2 separate regions of the Mus musculus genome follow, and region 1 is linked to region 2. The links are chromatin loops, found by intact Hi-C in ENCODE. Cell type or tissue: heart. All regions are shown on one strand. Each heading gives the region's core, and the rest is flanking DNA. Links, peaks and the distances in the headings are about the cores only. Region 1 overlaps Katnb1 (katanin p80 (WD40-containing) subunit B 1). Region 2 has its middle 26 kb from the start of Adgrg5.

Region 1 (9,889 bases), core at 1,075-9,074, 150 kb after region 2:
GTAGGATGAAGGGCCTTGGGTGGTCTAGCTGGACCGCCACCCCCCCAGGCTTCCCACCAACCCCTCGAGTCACATATATTAAACTGTCCCATGCTCTGGTGTCCCCGGGTGCCGGGCTTCCTGCTCTTGTGTATGTGCAGTACTGTGGCTAACAGAATCCTTAAGGGCTTTTGGAAGAGGCCATAAAACACCTTTAACATGTAACAAACTGCATACTTGTAATTTCCTGGAGTCTTGGGAGACCACATAGAAAGTGCATACAAAGAAGTGTTCCTATGTCTCCCAGTAGTGACTACCCTCTCCGTGGCTGGACCCTAGGAAGGCCTTGTATTTTGGGGCAGGAAGTAGGGATGGGGAGGTGCTATGGGATCCAGGCCCCTCTATCGAGCTTGGCTCTTTTCCTTCTCCTCAGGGGCACAGCCAGGCTGTGCGGTGTCTCCGGTTCAGCCCTGATGGGAAGTGGCTGGCGTCGGCAGCAGATGACCACACAGTGAAGGTAACTCCTGACGTGGGCTTGCAGGCTGTGCCCAGGGGTATCCTGAGCATACACAGACGGTGTCCCTGCTGACTGTGTTTATGTGACCCTAAACTTGAGAGTAGAGAGAGGCAGCTCGGGCCCTGCCTGGCTCTTACTCTTTCCACCCTTGCCTAGCTTTGGGATCTGACGGCTGGCAAGATGATGTCCGAGTTCCCGGGTCATACAGGGCCTGTCAATGTGGTGGAGTTTCACCCCAATGAATATCTCCTAGCTTCTGGCAGCTCCGACAGGTGAGGAGGTATCCTTTCATATGTCTGAAAGCCTATGTAGACTGAATTTAAACCAGGATTGGTTCCCGGTCCCATCCCTCCCTGGCTAGTGTCCTGCTCTGTACTGACCTGTTAGGATCCACACTCCCTGGTGGGGCACACTTCAGGGGAGACCCCTGGCAATTGAGGCTAGCTCTGGGGCAGGGCTGTTGGGCACAGCCTAGGTCATCTTCACCCTCTCCTCTGCATGCCAAGGGCCATCCCTGCCCCAGACATCACTCCTAGTGCCCCTACAGGGAGGGCCCTGGAGAGGCCCTGGCTAGCATGAGGGACTGGCTTCCTGTGGCCATCTTTGCAGGACAATCCGCTTCTGGGACCTGGAGAAGTTCCAGGTGGTGAGCTGCATTGAAGGGGAGCCCGGGCCCGTCAGGTACGGGTGCTCTTCCCTGCCTCTGCTCCTACTTCTGTCCTGGGCTCACCTGCTTTCTTGGTGTCGGGTACCAGCTAGGACTGACAGCCAACTCTCCCCTGGCCTAGGAGTGTCCTCTTCAACCCCGACGGCTGCTGCTTGTACAGCGGCTGCCAGGACTCGCTGCGTGTCTACGGCTGGGAACCTGAGCGCTGCTTTGATGTGGTCCTTGTCAACTGGGGCAAGGTGGCTGACCTGGCCATCTGCAATGACCAGCTGGTGAGGGTCAAGTCACCCACCCTCCACCCTCCCCCTCCCGCTCCTACCTAAGGAGCCCCTGGGGTCCAGTCCCACTCTACACCAACTCTGTCATGTCCCGCAGATAGGTGTGGCTTTCTCCCAGAGTAATGTCTCCTCTTATGTGGTGGACCTGACGAGAGTCACCAGGACGGGAACTGTGACCCAGGACCCTGTGCAGGCTAACCAGCCTCTGACACAACAGACCCCTAACCCTGGTGTCTCCCTCCGCCGCATCTATGAGCGGCCCAGCACGACATGCAGCAAGCCTCAGAGGTGGGTGCTGATGGCCCCGGCAGGGTGTATGTCCCAAGAAGGCACCTGGATACTCAGCCCTTGGCCTCTTTGCTTGTCTCTGCACCTGCTAGGGTAAAGCACAACTCAGAGAGCGAGCGGCGCAGCCCCAGCAGCGAAGATGACAGGGACGAGCGAGAGTCCCGGGCGGAGATCCAGAACGCGGAGGACTACAATGAGATTTTCCAGCCCAAGAACAGCATCAGTGAGACCACACCCCTCCCACCTCACAGCCTGGCACCTTGCTGTGCTGTACCCCCTAAACCTTACCCGCTGTCCACATTCTTGCACCAGGCTGAATTCTAAAACCAGAAACCTAGCTGGACACCTGTAGCAGAGGCGGCACCACTTGCTGGTGGCTCCTGCCAACCTTCTGCCCAGCTCTAAGCAGGCTATAGGTGTATATGGGCTCATGGAGCCAGGAGCATGTGCTGGGGACCACTCTCTAGCCATGTGTCTATCTTAAGACCTGAGCCACATACAGGGCCTCTTCCCAGAGAGCACATGGGAACCCAAGTGTCAGCCCCCTTTGCCTTGGCAGGTCGGACACCACCCCGGAGAAGTGAGCCCTTCCCAGCACCCCCAGAAGATGGTGAGTTGGGCAGTGCTGGCCTCTAAGGACCAAGCTTTGCCTCTCCTGGCCCAAACCCTGCCCTACCCAATTAGGTCTTGTCTCTATATTTACCTAAAAGTGCCTACCATGTATCTGACCCCAGGGACGGCCCTAGAGGCAGTGTAAGCAAGGCAGAGATAGGTGCTTCTTTGAAGCCCATGCCTGAATGCTTGGGAAAAAACATGCCCCTAGGGTGTATGCTACTGAGGACTGGGGTCTACCGCAGACGTGACGTGATGGGGACTCTGAGGTTTAAGGGCTGGTGAGCAGAGGGAGAGAAAAGCTGGGGTGGGGAGAAGTTAGACAGTCATCAGAACCCAGACCTGGAGCAAGAGCCAGGGAGCCAAGTTGGAGGCCAGACACAGTGACCCCTGGCCAGAAGTTTGGGACTGAAGAAATCCAGTCGGCTTTGGGATGCCAAAGAGTCTATCCTCCAAAGCATCTGTCTCCTGTCTGCCCTTGGGAACTCAGTCCCCCCTCTTTGTCTTTATGAGACTGACAATGTTTCCTGCTCACTGCCCACTCATCTGCCCGTTTTACATCCTGCACTCCTGATGGCAGGATTGTCTGGAAACTGTTGGGTCCCATCCACACACATCCAAGGACAGCTCCTGCCTCAGCTTGCCAGGACCCTCACCTGCTGATGGGCTCCCAGCCCCCTGGTCCCCTCTGTCCATCTGCTGGCACCTGCTTCCCTTTCATGTCATGCATTCCCATCCTGCCCTCTGACCTCTTTCCACCAGGTCCATGTAGGCTGGCATTGAGCCTTTCTTTTTACTCCTAGATGCAGCCACAGTGAAGGAGGTCTCAAAACCCAGCCCAGCCATGGATGTGCAGTTGCCGCAGTTGCCGGTGCCAAATGTACGTCTGAGCAGAGAGGGCACCCTGTGGGTCTGAGCCAGGGTTGGGACATTCCTGTCAGGAGCTGAGGGATGCTCAGCTGCTGTAGGCTCAGCCTCTGCTCCCTGCAGCTCGAGGTCCCAGCACGACCGTCAGTCATGACTTCCACTCCTGCACCCAAGGGTGAACCTGACATCATCCCTGCCACACGGAATGAGCCCATTGGCTTAAAGGCCTCGGACTTCTTGCCCGTGAGTGGGACCTGCCCAAGAGGTGGGGTTGAGGGCTGAAAGGAGAATGAATGTGCGATGTGCGCCTGTGCCAGCATCTGGGTACCATCCCCACAGGCCGTGAAGGTCCCCCAGCAGGCAGAGCTGGTGGACGAGGATGCCATGTCGCAGATACGCAAAGGCCACGACACCATGTTTGTGGTGCTCACCAGCCGCCACAAGAACCTGGACACTGTCCGAGCTGTATGGACTACAGGAGATATCAAGGTGAGGGGGACTCCGAAGCCACACGGTGGGGCCCTGGGGTAGGGCAACCTTGTGTTAGAGCAGCCAGCTTCCATCAGCTGAGCACTGACGTCAGGCTGCGCCTTGCCCTCCTGTTGGCACAGTTTGTTTCATGCCTCCAACCCTGCCCACTCCCATCCCATGCTGCCCTCTTAATGGACCTTGTCTGCAGACATCAGTGGACTCTGCAGTGGCCATCAATGACCTGTCTGTGGTAGTGGACCTCCTGAACATTGTCAATCAGAAAGCGTAAGTGGCCTCGAGGAGGAGGAGAATGGGGTGGTCGGGCCGGCTGCTGGCATCATACCCAGCTGTCTCTCTAGCTCCCTGTGGAAGCTGGACCTGTGCACCACAGTGCTGCCCCAGATCGAGAAACTGCTGCAGAGCAAGTATGAGAGGTAGGGAGTCCCTCCAAACCCTGCAGCTGTCAATGGAAATAGGTGTGTGTGTGTGTGCATATGCCCATCTGTGAAAGATCCCTCTCTTTTGTCCTCTCTGACCATCTGTGTATGACTCCATCCATCTTGTTCCTGAAGCTATGTCCAGACCGGGTGCACCTCCCTGAAGCTGATCCTGCAGCGGTTCCTACCCCTCATCACTGACATTTTGGCAGCCCCGCCCTCTGTGGGTGTGGACATCAGCCGAGAGGAGAGGTAAGGGGTAAGGTGTAGTTCTTAGCCTCATTTGTGCATGGCTGTGCCCAAACAGCTTACAGAGAACAGTGTCTGAGAGTGGCTCAGGATGCTGTATGTCAGAGCACGGGCTTTTTGTGTCCCTGCACACTGCCATGGCTTGGGGGATATTTTTGTGCTCTTAGGAGGGACTGGAGTGGTTAGGGGAGCATCCTGAGATGCTACCTCTTGACCTACAGGTTGCACAAGTGTCGACTCTGCTTCAAACAACTCAAGAGCATCAGTGGCCTCGTCAAGAGCAAGTCGGGTTTGAGTGGCCGCCATGGCAGTGCCTTCCGTGAGCTGCACCTACTCATGGCCAGTTTGGACTGAGGAGCACACGGTGGGAGCACCCGCAGCCCTCACACATACATACTTGCTGTATGCCTGTGGCCCACGAGCCTCAGCCTGGCCTCCATTCCTGCCCTGCTGGCCATCCTGGAGGCATGGTTGCCAGCCTGCTGACCACCTCCTCGGTTGTGGACTAAGCTCCTCTCCGGCAGCAGCTGCAGTCTTGCACAGCCCTTACTGCTCAGGGCAACTCCAGCCTCGGGGCTGCTGCTGTAAATTATCAGGCAGATTTATTAAATTTATAACTGTTCCTGACTTCCTTATGAGAGGAATATCCGCTGGCTCTCCCAGACACATTGTGGCCTGCCTAGAGGTCGCTGGAAGCAGAGACTGTCGTACTCCAGGCCCAGTGCAGCCTCCATCTGTGGCCAGCAGGGGCCAGCAGAGTGCCAGGCACGAAGCAAGGGGCTGCCTGGTCAGCTTGACTTGGGGAAATGGAACAGGTGAGGCCATAGATGTCACATCCCCCCCAATTGTCCTTGGGTAGATTGGCTAAGAGCCTGTCATAACTCTCCCTCTGACCTCTGGATGCCACCAGAGACTAGACCACGATGGTTGCATGACCTTGGAAGATTCTAGAGTGGTTTTCACAGGCCACAGGAAACTACTTTTATACTTGTGGCATCCCTGAGAGTCTGCGCTCCAGAACAGCCTGTTGATGCAGCCAGCAAGAAGGGAGGAGCCCTAGCAAGCCCTGTTCTCCAGGGCTGGGACCGGGGACCAGATACAAACGCATACATCAGGTCACTACTAGTTACAGTTCCAGACTGGGAGGAAAGGCTGGCACAGGATGAGCAGGTCTTTGAAGCCTAGTTTTCCTTCTGTAACATGAGGTGATACTGCAATGGGATGGAATGGTTATAGGGGCCCGCAAGGTGCTAGAAATGATATAAAAAGCATGGGGGACACAGTGTCTTCAGTGACAACTTGTGGAGTCTGCATGGTCAGCCAGCAACGGGAGCAACAGGGTACACAATGCCCACTCTCCATAGGGTCTCCCAGTACTGACGATTCAGATTGCACTTGTGTAAAAAGACATTCATTTTAATAAGTAAAAATGGCTAAGCTTCCAAAAGTTCTTAAATAGGATTTGGGGAGAGGAACATGTTGAGAATCAGTGGGCAGGGAGAGTGCCTGGTGTCAGGCAGATGAACAGAACCCAGCCCTTCCACACTGGCCTCTGCCAGCCATAAATATAGCCCAGACCTCTGACAGGGTGAGGACTTCTATATACACCTAGAACATTATATACATGCCCTGTGAGGGCTCCCCTCCTCAGGAGGGTAGATAGAGATGCTCTTGCTCTCCCTAACCCCCCAGCTGGTTCCTCAAGTCTTCTCAACTAGTAGAGAACAGTCCAGCCCAAGGGCCAGGTGGGGAGAGAGCCCACCCTCCCAGCAACGGCTAGACTCCCAAGCCTACCACCAGGCAGAGTGCCATCCCTGCCCTTCCAGAAGCCCCATGCTTGGGTGCCCAGAGCCACACAGAGACTCGCTTCCTTCTGAACATGTTTCTCATCTCTGAGGAGAGGCAGGGCGGGAGAGCCTCCATCTCCTGCATTCATGGTAGGTGGGTGTTACAGCAGGTCGCCAGGCCACAGGGCCTGGCAGCGTGGCACATCTTCACACAGGCACTGGCCTCAACTTCCCTGTAGAAAAAGTAGAAAAGGAGCGCTCAGCCTCTGGCCTCAGGAGGCTTGCCCTTAGCAGATGCAGGAGGCCAGCAGAAGCACATGGACAGGGCAGCAGAAGGCAGGACTGGCTCTGTACAAGAGCCCTGGCAGAGCCCTGAACCAACAGCAGGCAGCAGGTGGGCAGCCCCAGGCCGCTGACCCCCACTTACCTGGAGACTGCAGCCCCAGCTGTCAGGCTGAAATCAAAGTGATAGATGTCTCACTTGGGGAGGGATTGGCCCAGCTGCCACCACCCCCTTTGGACCCAGTGAGGGGCCAGGCCCCCTTTTCCACCGGGGATGTCTGGACTGCTTTGTGGAAGGTGGGTAGAATCAGGTACCAGAGGAGCCCCACCAAGGTGAGGGCTCCTATATACACAGTGTGGGCCTCAAGTCAGGAGCACATGCTAGGAGCCTCTAGGGCCAGGCCCTCTGTCCCTTTCCAGGGATTTAGTAAAGCTTTCTGACTCTTGCCCAAGGCAGGCAAGGGAAGGAGACGAGTTCTAAACATGGTTTTATGGAGTTGAGGATGGAACCCAGGGCTCCCATATGCTCAGTAGGCAGCTTCCCTTTGTGGGGTACATTCTCGCTATGTAACTTCCACTAGCCTGGACCTCACTGTGTAAACCATGCTAGTTCAGAGCGTGCTCCTTCTGCCTCTCCCTCTGTCTCCCAAATGCCAGGGGCACAAGGCACAAACTATCGTGCCCAACTACCCTTTCTAGATTGTTTGGAAACTACTGATCAGGTTGGCCTCAAATCTCCACTCCTCTTGTGTCAGCCTCCCGAGCAGCTGAGATTCCAGGCTGAAGCCGCTAGGCCTGGCTCCTAGGCTGCTTCCTCCCTCTTTATAAAACAGCTTATCCTTAGCTAGGAAAGGACAGCCTGGCTCCCTCCTGCCCTCCCATCCAGTCCACTTCTAGACAGGCTTACCTGACGGCTGCAGTTTCCTTCGGATGGAACCTGGGCGGCTACTGGTCCCAGAGCCAGGGGCAGAGTGGGCTCGTGCTGTAGGCTGTGGTGTCTGGCAAGCCGGCTCCCACTGTGAGCAGAGATGCCAGTGGGTGTGGGAGCCAAGGCTGCCCCAGCTCATTCATCTCCAACCACTCTGCTTCCCTTCTCTGACAGTGTTTGTTCATCTACAGAGGGGACTAATGACCCTGCCGCCCTGAGAAGTCACGGGACAGGAATTAAACATTGTCTACAATTTAAAATGCATCTACCATGGGCAACTGCTGGTCTCCAAGACAAAGATGGCTGAAGGGGTCACGGGCATACACCCTTAATCTCAGCAGTCAGGTCTCCTGAGTTTGAGGCTAGCCTGGTCTCCAAAGCAAGCTCTAGGCCGGTCAGCGCTACATAGTGAGACCGTCTCAAGAAAGCAGAAGCACGCCTGAGCTCTGGCCTCACCCACCTTTGTGGCAGCTTCTACTCTCACTACACCAGCCTGTCTGCCCTTTCCCTACTCGGTACCAGCCTGAGTCTCACTCATGGAAGCCTCTCCCCTCCTCCCCCACCCCATCCATCCCCCAGTACCTCCAGGTGCTCCTGGCTTGACCAGGAACCCAGCTCTGTGCGGCGGGACCCAGGGCCCAACTCCACAGAGCGAACCCTCTCAGCAAATCTGAGGGAGTACAGAGTCTCGCTGGTGTTCTTCTCCACTGGGGACACCTAGGGGACAGAGAGCTCATGGTACAGCACAGGAGGTAGCAGCATGGCCACCAGAGGGTGTTTCTGGTCAGGGGAGCCCACTGTGGGCAGTGAACATGGGGAGGAACTTGTGTACTAAAAGGGGATGTTGGTAGGGGTCTATGTGGGGGTAGGGGGAGCCAGCAGCCTGGGGAGGCTCTTGCTGAACCTCAGGCCCTCACCTGTACCACCATAAGGGTCTTGCTGTCACCACTGAGTGAGTCCTGCAGCAGGTAGGTGAGTTTGGAATTGCGGAAGGGCACATGGCCTTGTCGAGAACGCAGGGCAGCAATGACGTCCCCCAGGGCGGATAGTGACCTGTTGATGTGCTGTGCCTCTCGCAGGCGGTTGCCCTCAGCCCCCGACTTGCCCACACGCTCTGAACCAGCCAGGTCCACCAGGTTCAGCTTCCCTGCAGGCAGAGCAGAGGGTGGGTCAGCGCTGCCCCAAAGATACTGATGGAGGGCTTGACCAGAATGGCCACTGTGCATCTCTCACCCGTGGTGCGGAGGCCTGTGCTGCAATCCACACCTCTCACTGTCACGATGAGCAGAGCGTGGGAGCGGGAGCTGTGTTCGTTCAGGTTGGTGAACTCGGTGGTGCGGTTGTTGTAGCCAAACTCAAACACCTGGGGGCAAAGGCAGTGAGCGGGCTCCTTTGGGATGGGCAATGCCACCCTATGTGCTTTACCTGGATACTCAAGTTTCTTCAAGGTTTTTGTTATTATTGTTTGGTTTTAGGCAGAGGCAAGGTCATAGTGTGTATACCAAGCTGCCCTCTAGCTCAGAGATCTGCCTGCCTTTGCCTCTCAAATACTGGGATAAAAGGGTGGACAGCATCACATCTTGCTATCTTTTTAATTTTTTGTTTTGAGATCAGGTCTCTGTAGTCTTGTCTGGCCTGGAACTCACTATGTAGAACTCACTGATCTGGCAGAGATCCACCTGCCTCTGTCCAAGTGCTGACATTAAAGCTGTGTACACCCAGCCACATGAAAGCCTCTGAGGGTCTTGCTAGGTAGTCAGACTGGTTCCCGATTCACAATTCTCCTGACTTAGCTTTACAGGTGTGCTCCTATACCTGCCTTTCCTTTCAGATGAGGAGACAGGCTTGGAGAGGCCTGGGGACTCCCCTAAGCTGCATTGTCAGGTGGTGGCAAAGCCCACCTTGGACCTGGAGCCCAGTTCTGTCCACCAGAGCAGCTGTTGGTGAGCGGGGCCTCCAGCACTTCCCCAGGACACCTTACCTTGTTGATGTCATCCACGCTCTGCACCTGGAACTCAGTCAGCCCTGGCACATACAGTTGCCCACTGCCATCCGGGCACAGTCGGATCTCCAGCTTCTCCTGAGGCTCTTTCCCCAGCAGGTCCCTGGAGCGGCAAGCCAAGCGAGACATGACTTCTCCCCTCCCACTCTGGCCTCTGCTTGCCTTGCACCCAATCCCTAGTCTGGAATCTGCCCCTGCACCAATCCTGGACCACAGGACTTGCACTCAGCAGAGGGGAAACAGACTTCCACAGAAGTCCTAAGGACCACACAGCCCCTGACTGGGTAGGGGCCCCATCCCGACCCAGTTCAGCGCAGCCCACAACACAGAAAGGGGTCCCAGATAAGGGAGGACCACCTAACTCCTAACCCTGGGCAGATCCTCTTCCCAGCCTCACCTAGAACTTAGACTTGGAGACCAGAAAGCCCCACTACCAGCACTCCGAGCTCCAGCCCAGGCCCACCTGAGGACTTCATTGTAAATCTCAGCTGCGCTGACGGTGATGTTGTACTGCCAGTCAGACGC
Region 2 (9,889 bases), core at 593-8,592:
CCCAAGCGGCCCCACTCAGAACCAGCCCCACTCTGGACAGAGCCTCCTTACAGGCCTCCCCGGAACCAGGAGGAAAGGTCCCTCCCTGCAGTCTCAGCCTGTTCTGTCCATAGCTTAAAGCATCCCACATCCTCTTCCTCCTCACTGCCAAACTACCAGTGGATGTTGGGAACATAGAGGACCTGACCTGTGACCTCTCTCCCGCCCAGTTCCCTTTCCTCCATCTTGCCATACCAAACCACTTTTCATTTCTCCTTCTCATCTTTGGGCTGGCCTTTTTTTTTTTTCCTGGAACCTCCCACCCTCTGTCCCTGATGTCTTTCATTTGTGGAATGATGGCTACATATCCTTAGCATCTTAGCATCTCAGCTTGGTACACCCTGACCCCCTCCAGCCTGGACAGAGGAGTCCCCGACCTCCAGTCTGAATGGGGCTTTCTTTCCACTCCCTTCCCCCATAGCAGAAGTTATTCCTCCGTCTTGCAACTAGCTGTCCCTGTCTGGCTCAGCCGCCAGACGGCGAGGGTTCTGGAGACAGGTGCTGTGTCTCATTTGCTCATTCATCTATCATATAATGGTTTTAACACTTATATTTTGGGCATTGCACTAGTTGCTAAGGATATATAAATGAACAAGTCATCACATTCTAGTGTGGGGGTGTCCTACAAGAAGCAGTTTAGCAAACGGATACAAAATATGACAGCTGGCACCATGGACTGTGAAGAAACACAAGGAGGTGAGAAGTGGGGGGCTGCAACCCTTGTTTTGCCAGAGGCTTTGGGCTTAAGGGAGCAGGAGAGGGTCGGTGAGCCGATCTGAACCGGTCATTGGTGGGATGGAGTTTCCTAAAGCAAGTTTCCCATGTGGACTTTAGGGGAGTCAGGGGTAGGGAGGATGGGAAGGAGAGTCTCCGCTGAGATTAAGCTCCCAGGAAGCTGATGTTGGGAAGCCCCTTGGTTAGGTGGAGGGGATTTGCTCTGTGAGTAAGGCCAAGCAAAAGGATTCCATAGCCATCTTCCCAAATCACGGGCGTGTGAGCCACCGTGAGGGGAGGGCCACCGTGAGGGGAGGGCCACAGAGAGGAAAAGGAGGCAACAGAACAGACACCAAGAGGCCACAGATGTTTAAAGGAATAAAAGCTGCAATGACATGATGTGTATATAAGTAAGATGAGTAAGGATGGGGTGGAAAGAGAGAGAGGGAGAGAGAGGCGGGGTGGAGAAGAGGGGGAGGAAGAGGAGGATGGGGAAGGAGAGAGATGTGGATGGAGAAGAGGAGGAGGAGGGAGAGGAAGAGGGAGAGAGGTGGGTTGGAGAAGAGGAGGAGAGGAAGAGGAGGAGGAGGAGGAAGGAGAAGAAGGGGAGGAGGGGAGGAAGAAGAGGGGGGCTGGAGAAGAGGAGAGAAGAGAGGAGGAGGGGAAGAAGAAGAGAGGTGGGATAGAGAAGAGGAGGAAGAGGAGGAGGGGAAGAGAGCAAAAGGGGAGAAAGGAGGGGAGGAGGGGGAGGAAAGAGCAGAAGGAGAAGAGGGGGAGGGGGAAGGGGGAGAAAGGGGGAGAAAAGGGGAGGAGGAGGGGGAAGAGGGAGGAGAGGAACCGCAGCAAACTGGAGCTTCTAGAAATGAAAGACCATTCTAAAATCTAAAATCCAACAAACAATCCACAGCCAAAATGAAGGGCAGAGCTAGGAGTTACTTACAAATCGACGAGAGACATGACATGGGAAGAGAAACAGAGGCATGGAGAGCAGAATCAGAAGAAGCTCACAATGAAATCCCAGGAGAAGAAGCTAAAAGCAACGAGACAGACACAGCAGTTACAGGTTTCCTCAAAGCAGACCCACAGAAGCAGGGAGAATGGCACCTCTCAAGGAGGATACAGGGAAATGGACCTGCCCTTTGCACCTCTGAGGGAAACTTCAGATGGAGAGAAGTGAGGGGGAAAGCCACGGAGAAAGGGCAGTGTGCTCCATGAGCATCTCCATCCATAGCCACGATGATAGGCTGGGAGACGGCAATGGGGTCCCCAAAGAGAGGGGAACAAAGAAACGTCAGCTAGAATTGCCTGCGGCAAACAGCCCTTTCATAAACTAAGACACAAAGGAAAATATGTTCCTTTTAACATTGAAAGGTAAATAAAAGCTGAGAGCAATCTAAAGGGATTTCAGAGTGTTCTTCAACAAAGAAAGTGATTCCAGAAGTTTACTCAGAGACCCAAAAAGGATTGGTGATCGTAGAAACAGTGGATGTACCAAGGCCCATTACAATCACATGTGTGAAACTGTGCTTTTGTTTGTTAAAGACAGTCAGATCTGAAATGTCAGAGAATAGAATGTAAGTCTCCAGGGGAAAGACAGTGCTACACAATGGTCAGAAGCCTCTATGTGCAGGGGTCACCAAGACAGCACATTCATGTCTGTGCTCTGGTCTGTGTAGGATTTAAACATGTCCTGCCAAAGCTCACATGCTAGAAGCCAGTGTGGATGCCGACAGAGAGAGGGCTAGTGGAAGGTAACACAGAGACCTGGCTTTGACATGGATTTATATGGCGTCCACAGAGCCCCAGTTGATTCCCAAGACAGTGGATTGTTTTGTTATGGTTGTTGTCTAACAATGATGCTCGAACTCGCTATGTACCCCAGGATGGCTTTGAACTCCTGATCCTCTTGCTTTCCTCTGAGTGCTAGGATCACAGGCTAGTGCCAGCACACACAGATGGATTATTGTCTGATCCTCATCTTTTCCTTTCCATCTTATGATGTGATTTCTTCTGTGCACGCTCCTGTCATTACCTTGAGGCTCTCAACAGAGGCTAGGTCAATGCAACCATCCAGTTCTGGATTTTCAGCTCCCAAACTAGGAGCTAAACGAATCTCTTTGTGTAAAATACCCAGACGCCTGTATTTTGTTATAACATGAAAAGTAGGCTAATACCACTAGATGCTGTTATTTAAATGTGCGTGTCAGGGGGCTGGAGAGATGGCTCAGTAGTTAGGAGCACTGGTTGAGCTTCCAGATGGACCAGGGTTCAATTCCCAGCACCCACGTGGCAGCTCACAACTGCCTGTAGTTTCAGTTTCAGGTGATCTGATATTCTCATGCAGATACACATGCAGGCAAAACATTAATACACATAAAATAAAAGGAAGTAAATCTTTAAATGTGCACGGCAAAGACTTCAAAGGTAACAGTTAAGGAAGTAAAACTCAAGTTTACACATTTCATTTTGGGGGAGGGAAAATGGTATAGGAAAGAAAAATAAATACAATGTAGTTTAAAATATTTATTATATTTTCTGTGTATGGCTGGTTTGCTTGCAATATGTTTGTGTACCACACAAGTGCTTGGTGCTTGTGGAGGCCAGAAAAAGGCCTCAGGTTCCCTGGAACTGAGTTATGGATAGTTGCTAGACACCATGTGGGTGCCAGGAATTGAACCTGGTCCTCTGCAAAAGCAGCAAGCGCTCTTAACCACTGAGCCTGCCCAAAGCTTAGTTTGCTTGTTTTTAAAGACAAGGAGAGAAAAAGAAGAAGAAAAAGTGAAACCAGGTGTGATGGCACACGCCTTTGATCCCAGCACTTGAGAAGGAGTGGCAGGTGACTCTCTTGGAGTTCTAGGCCAGCCTGGTCTACAGAGTGGGCTCTGATAGTGAGGTCCTGTTTCAAAACTCCTTAAACAAATGAGAAAAACAAACAAACAACAAAAGAAACCTCAGAGGGCTTGCGGTGGAAGAAGCAAATTAGCCCACTCACTAGCTCTAAGCCCTGGCATATGCTTGCCCCAGCTACTCTACTCCCAGGATGCCAGCAGGAGGCCCCACAGTCCCAAGACTTGGCCCTAGGAGCGCTGTTTGTGATTGCAGAAAGTGGGACACAGCCCATCTGCCCACAAAAGTGAGTGTGGCTAGATGAACTGTCCCCGCCACACAGGGAAGTATTATAGACATTATAGAGTGCTGATTAGCATAGGTCCACTTACTGTAGGGACGCATCTAAGATCAAAGTCCCAGAGAACACAGCCTAATACCCTTTAAACCAAGAAGAAATAAGTTTATGCTAAGTGAGCTATTCAGGCAAAGCAAGGCGGCAGCACAGCATTCTGGGTGGCAGAGGGGAGCCCTGGGAATTTGTGGTCTATTTGCTGGTGGAGATGGAGGCTGCTGCTTTTTCTTCCTTCCTGTCCCCACCCTTCTGCTCCCTCGGTTCTTTGATCCACACGGTGCTCAGGATCCTTATGTGTGGTGTGCAAACACTAGATTCCCATATTTTTGCTGAGTTTTTGAAATATGATAAAAGATAGCATGGAATAGAGAATTGTTATGACTTTTAAGGATTATTATTATTTTACACTAGGTGATTATGTGTGGGCATGTGCATGTGGGTGCAGTCTCCTCTGGAGGCCAGAAGAGGGCATCAGATCCATTACAGCTGGAGTTACATGAGTCGTGAACTGTCTGACATGCGCAATGGGAATCAACTCAGGTCTCCTGAAAAAGCAACCATTACTCTTTTTTGTTTGTTTTTGTTTTTTGTTTTTTGTTTGTCTAGACAGGGTTTCTCTGTATAGCCCTGGCTGTCCTGGAACTCACTTTGTAGACCAGGCTGGCCTCGAACTCAGAAATCTGCCTGCCTCTGCCTCCCAAGTGCTGGAATTAAAGGTGTGTGCCACCACGCCCGGCTCTGCAACCATTACTCTTAACTGCCGAGTCATTTTTTCAGTCCTAGGCATCTCTACTTTTAGAATTCAAGATCTTCCCTCAAAGAAAAACATTCTATGTATCAGATTGTCTATAAATATTTTATCAGCTCATTTGCTTTTCACGATAGACTTGTGAAATAATATGCATCAACTAACTCACAGGAGGAAACTGGAACTCTCAGAGCGGTAACGCGGCTTACCCGAGGTCCCACAGTTTCTTGCTGATGCTGAGACCCAAGCCTGACTCTGAATCCCTATTGGAATAGGGAGGGTGTGAGTGAGCCCCCAGGACAGCGATTCCCCTGGGGCTTGCCGGTATAGGCATGGATCCTACGAAAGCTGGGCTCAAATCTCGACTGCCACCTGCTTGCCTTGGCTTGGCAAGCCTCTGTGCCTCTCCGAGATTCTGCCTTCATATCTGCATCTGGCTGAGGCGTCAGAATGGTATGAAAGACCAGAGAGAGGAAGATGTGAGGCACCAGGCCCACTGACCCATTTGGTAAGCCTTTGGATTTGTCATCTAGACTGCTGGGCACCGGTCTCGACATTCCTGGCAGCTCTCTTCAGGCATCCTCTAACAGCTCTTAGCCAAGCGCATGTCCTTTGGGGTATGAGGGAACAATGGTACCAATGCAGTACCCTGCAGCTGCAGCACACTGTCTCGGAGCCTGCCTGCTTGGGTAGAGCCATCAGTCTACTCTGCAGCTCCATTACCACTGTCCAGCTGGCTGAGACTTTCCAGGACTGCAAAGGCCAGGCTCTGGAGTGGTTATTCTCATAGTGACCACCAGGGGTCAGTATTGGCCGTCTGCCTTTGTGTACCAGAAGCTGCTTAGGGCAAAGGAGAAGCACATTGCTGTCTGCCTGGTAGGGCATCTCTAACGAGGGTGCCCTTGGGGTTCTGGCTTGATGTGATTTCTGTTAAGGAAGGACAGTGGCTCTCTATTTGTTCTGATGCTTGTCCATTCTTTTATCCATTCATTTATCTATCTATCCGGCCATGACTCTGTTATTCTTCCATTAGCTCAGCTGCCCATTCATTTTCTACCCATCCATTGTCTCCCACTTACTATCCATCTACCCTCTCCCCCCCTCCATTTGTCTGTCCATCCTATGTGTGTCCGTCCTGTGAAGTTAAATACTCACTCATGGGTCCATCAGACACCTGTCCAATTGCCCCATCTCTGTCCGTCATACCGAGAGTACCTCTGCTGAGCCAGGCCCTGTTCAGCCATAGGGGACCCATGATGGAAGGAGACATGGAAATCAGAGGGGTTAGATGGCACAACCTGGGCAGTGGGAGAAACTGAAGGTCATTGTCTAAGGAGATCCTTTTTCCGTGTCCAGGAGTGCACCCCAGCAGTGAGTGGAACCAGCAGAGGGGCTGCAGAGAGGAGTGACAGACCCTGACTGGCTGTGAGCAGTCAGTCAGGAGATGCTAAGTGCCTCCCGCCCCCGCAGAGATGATTTTGAAGGAAGATGGCAGGCAGGGGCAGGACCAAGGTTTTGGGTGCCTTGAGGTTTATAGGTTGGCCCATGAAATTGATGGGGTCTGTGCTGGCTTGTCATATGTCAACTTGACACACAAACTAGAGTTATCTGAAAGGCGGAAGTTCACCTGAGGAAATGCCTCCATAAGATCCAGCTGTAAGACACTTTCTATTTTGTTTGTTTGTTTGTTTGTTTGTTTTTGAGACAGGGTTTCTCTGTGTAGCCCTGGCTGTTCTGGAACTCGCTTTGTAGATCAGGCTGGCCTCCAATCCACCCTGCCAGCCATTTTCTTAATTACTGATTGATTGAGGGAGGACACAGTCCTTTGTGACTTGCATTGCTGGGTTCTATAAGAGAGTAGGCAGAGCAAGCCAGGGGAAGCAAGCCAGTAAGCAGCACCCCTCCATGGCCTCTGCATCAGCTCCTGCCTCCTGGTTCTTGCCCTGTGTGAGTTCCTGTCCTGATGTGCTTCAGTGATGAACAGTGATGTAGAAGTATAAGCCAAATAAACCCTTTCCTCCCCAGCTTGCTTTTGGTCATGGTGTTTCATCACCGCAATAGAAGCCCTAACACAAGTTGAAACCCATATAGCAGGGTATTGTTGCAACAGACCTGACTATGTTTCAGGGAGGATTGTGGAAAGACTTTGCAACTTTGGGTCAGAAAAGCCATTATTGAGTGTTGAGGGCTCGCTCCGTGGGCTGTTCTGTGGGAGCTTGGAAGATAAGAGTGTTGAGGGCAATGTGGAGGATGGAAGTCTGGCTTGTGACGTTTCAGAGGGAAGACTAGAGACTCTTATCAGGACCATTTGCTATTTTGAATTGAGATTCTGTCGTTGGGATCAGCTGGGGCTGAAGAGTCTCAGCTATGGTTAAGAAGAGCCCAGCATCTTTGGAGGTAAAATCTGGGAAGTGTTTCCTCAGGGTCAGCACACAGAAGCTGTGCTCCTGAAAGTTGTCCCTCAAGCTGACAGCTGAGATACACTACTCTGGCACTGACAGAGATAGTCTAAGAGTCACCCAGATGGTACTGGTTTTAAAGACTTAAAGGGGCCATGGAGAGCAGCTGAGGCTTGGCCCTGTGAGAGGCCAGGAGCCACCATTGGTGAAGGTGCAGCCTCAGCAGCGGTTGATGGCAGGAATGAAGGAGCCTTGTGGAGAAGACACGTCTTGGCACTATGAAGATTGCCTAACAGAGGCTATTGGTGAAAGTGCAGCCCAGTTGAAGCAGAAGGCCCCAGCTTTTTGGAGATGCCAGTACCATGGGATGTCAGCACCAAGAACAGCATCAGCTGTGGAGTCGAGCCAGCTGGAGCCTGGAAGACAAGCTGTGTGTGCTGCAGAGGGCCGAACTGGAGAAGTGATCCAAGCTCACTGAGGAGCCCAGAAGATCGTGAGTGAAGCCCAGATAACTGGACATTGAGTTATTTATATTGTTGGAGTTTGGTTTTTCTTGGTTCAGATGTGGCTCTGCTCTGGGTCTTCCCTCTTGAAGAAGGTATTTAACTTAATTTTGATTTTTAAAGGATCCCAGCTGAAAGATTTTGAGCTTTTAAAAGAGATTTTTGGATTTTTAGAGAGATTGGATATTTTAAATAGACTGAAATTTTAATGTTTGAATTTGTAAAGTCTGTAGCACTTTTTTAAATTTTATTTATTTATTATGTAACTATATTGTGCTGTCTTCAGACACTCCAGAAGAGAACATCAGATCTCATTACGAATAGTTGTGAGCCACCATGTGGTTGCTGACATTTGAACTCAGGACCTTCGGAAGAGCAGTTGGTGCTCTTAACCACTGAGCCATTTCTCCAGCCTGTCTGTAGCACTTTTAAAGTTATTTAAGTTTTAATGTGAGACCTTGAGAATGAATAAGAAAGGAAAGGTGTGACTTAATGGTGATGTGTTTGAGTGTCAAGTTGACAAGGGGTCAGTTGTATGGCCTAGTCTTATGTCAGCTTGGCACTAACTAGAGTTATCTGAAAGGAAGGAACCTCAATTGAGAAGATGCCTTCTTAAGATCCCGCTGAAAGGCATTTTCTTAATTAGTGATTGATGGAGGAGAGCCCAGCCCATTGTGGCTGGAGACATTCCTGGGCTGGTGGTCCTGGGTTCTACAGGAAAGCAAGCTGAGCAAGTCAGGGAAAGCAAGTCAGTAAGTGGCACCCCTCCGTGGCCTCTGCATCAATTCCTGCCTCCAGCATCCTGCTCTGTTTGAGTTCCTGTCCTGCTCCTTTCAGTTGTAAACAGTGATGTGGAAGTGGAAGGTAAATGGACCCTTTCCTTCCAAACTTGCATTTTAGTCATGGTGTTTCATCACTGCAGTAGAAACCCTGATTAAAACAGGATCCCAGGAGAGAGAGGTAAACAAGTGTTGTGTATGGTGTTCTTTCTCTCCAGGGCAAATAATGACCTTACCCTAAGATGCATATATGTTCATCTATCTATCTATCTATCTATCTATCTATCTATCTATCTATCTATCTATCTATCTATCTATCTATCTATCTCTGTGTGTATGTATGTATATATGCATATATATGTATGTATATATATGTGTGTGTATGTGTGTGTGTGTGTGTGTGTGTGTGTGTGTGTGTGTGTATTCATGCTGATTTGCTCCCTTCATCCTATCCTCTTCAAGACCCTTTCAGAGAACTTCAGGAGCCCACTGACCAGCCAGAACGGTCTCCACCCAGAGCAAGCCTTAGTACCTGTCTCTTGCTCTAGAGCGGTTTCCCCTTGGAGAACTTCATGGTGAGTTTCTACCCAAAGGAGGAGATGTGTCAGGCACAGGGTTAGCACTCAGTGGAAAGTCCCTTTTCACCCAGTCCCTGATGAGGTCGCCAGTGAGGTGGTTGACTGCTGGGTTTAGGTTTGTCCCCGACAGAACCTAACTCAGCCCAGACTTATTGTGTCCTCAAGTCCTCTTTGTCACCACACAACTCTGACATCTCCATGGTAGGGTGCTGAGCCACACCCCTGCAAGAGGCTCAGCTAAGGCCTGCCTATGGAAGTGTGGGTGACTTGGGACAAAGCAGGTTAGTTGTGCAGAGTTGCCACCACTACAGATACTTCTTCTCTGGGTTTGCTACAGTCAAACACAGGACAGGAAATGGATATAAACTCAGATGTATCTCCTGTGAGGCTGTGCAGCTGGCTGAGACAGATGCAAAAACAGAATTCACTGTGATAAGTGATGGAGGGAGGGGGGCGCTTGGGAGCCAGGTCAGGGAAGAGAGCAATGACTAGGTCATTTCTGGCATTTTAATGCTGAGGCAGTGACAAGCAGTCACAACAGCCAACGTAAAACCAAAGGGTGAGGAGCAGAATCCACGTTACCCTCTCACTCAGGCTCACACTAAAGCCCTGTGGTGCCACAACCCTCCTGTAAGCATCCCGGAGCTACTGAACTCTGGACACCAAGAACACCAGCCCAAGCTGTGCCTTGTGGGGTCCAGTGAGGACTGACGAAGTGGGAATGGCATCTTGGAACTCGGCCACAGTCATTGTAGTCGCAGACTCTGACAGAGGGGCACGTGGCCACACAAGCTGCATGGCAGTTACAGCATCCTCACAGACCTGCCATGCAAGGGACTGTAACAGGAATCCCAGCTACCTGGGACCAGAGCCAAATAATACCACAAATGACCACACAAAGGCAGAAGGTAAGAACGGACTCTGACCTCCACTTGCATCCGGTGGCTT

The links. Hi-C counts contacts between places; a loop is a spot of excess contacts. Peaks named below come from ENCODE experiments on the same cell type or tissue, not always from the same donor. Only the 100,000 strongest peaks of a DNase experiment are listed, where the experiment ranks them.
Region 1: a loop joins it to region 2, with 6 times the contacts of the local background. A loop is called at or near these places in 8 of 42 quality-filtered maps.

The regions. Positions count from the first base shown.
Region 1 is chr8:95,094,068-95,103,956 of GRCm38, forward strand. It overlaps Katnb1 (katanin p80 (WD40-containing) subunit B 1), which reads left to right. Exons shown (of 20, transcript NM_028805.2): 7 at 413-496; 8 at 653-768; 9 at 1,106-1,177; 10 at 1,285-1,435; 11 at 1,539-1,729; 12 at 1,822-1,952; 13 at 2,289-2,339; 14 at 3,145-3,221; 15 at 3,332-3,451; 16 at 3,548-3,697; 17 at 3,888-3,964; 18 at 4,039-4,113; 19 at 4,252-4,368; 20 at 4,587-5,807. The coding sequence ends at 4,719. It overlaps Kifc3 (kinesin family member C3), which reads right to left. Exons shown (of 22, transcript NM_001372314.1): 15 at 9,828-9,889; 16 at 9,344-9,467; 17 at 8,596-8,725; 18 at 8,280-8,509; 19 at 7,945-8,079; 20 at 7,342-7,450; 21 at 6,580-6,606; 22 at 5,761-6,385. The coding sequence ends at 6,602. Among named protein-coding and RNA genes, the nearest start is that of Gm31224, 14 kb to the right of the region's middle. In heart, for the core only: a CTCF peak has its summit at 8,125 (motif pointing right); DNase peaks (open chromatin) are centred at 3,262, 4,834 and 5,094.
Region 2 is chr8:94,944,805-94,954,693 of GRCm38, forward strand. No RefSeq gene overlaps it. Among named protein-coding and RNA genes, the nearest start is that of Adgrg5, 26 kb to the left of the region's middle. In heart, for the core only: a CTCF peak has its summit at 4,406 (motif pointing right); a DNase peak (open chromatin) is centred at 5,477; H3K27me3 peaks cover 1,315 bases.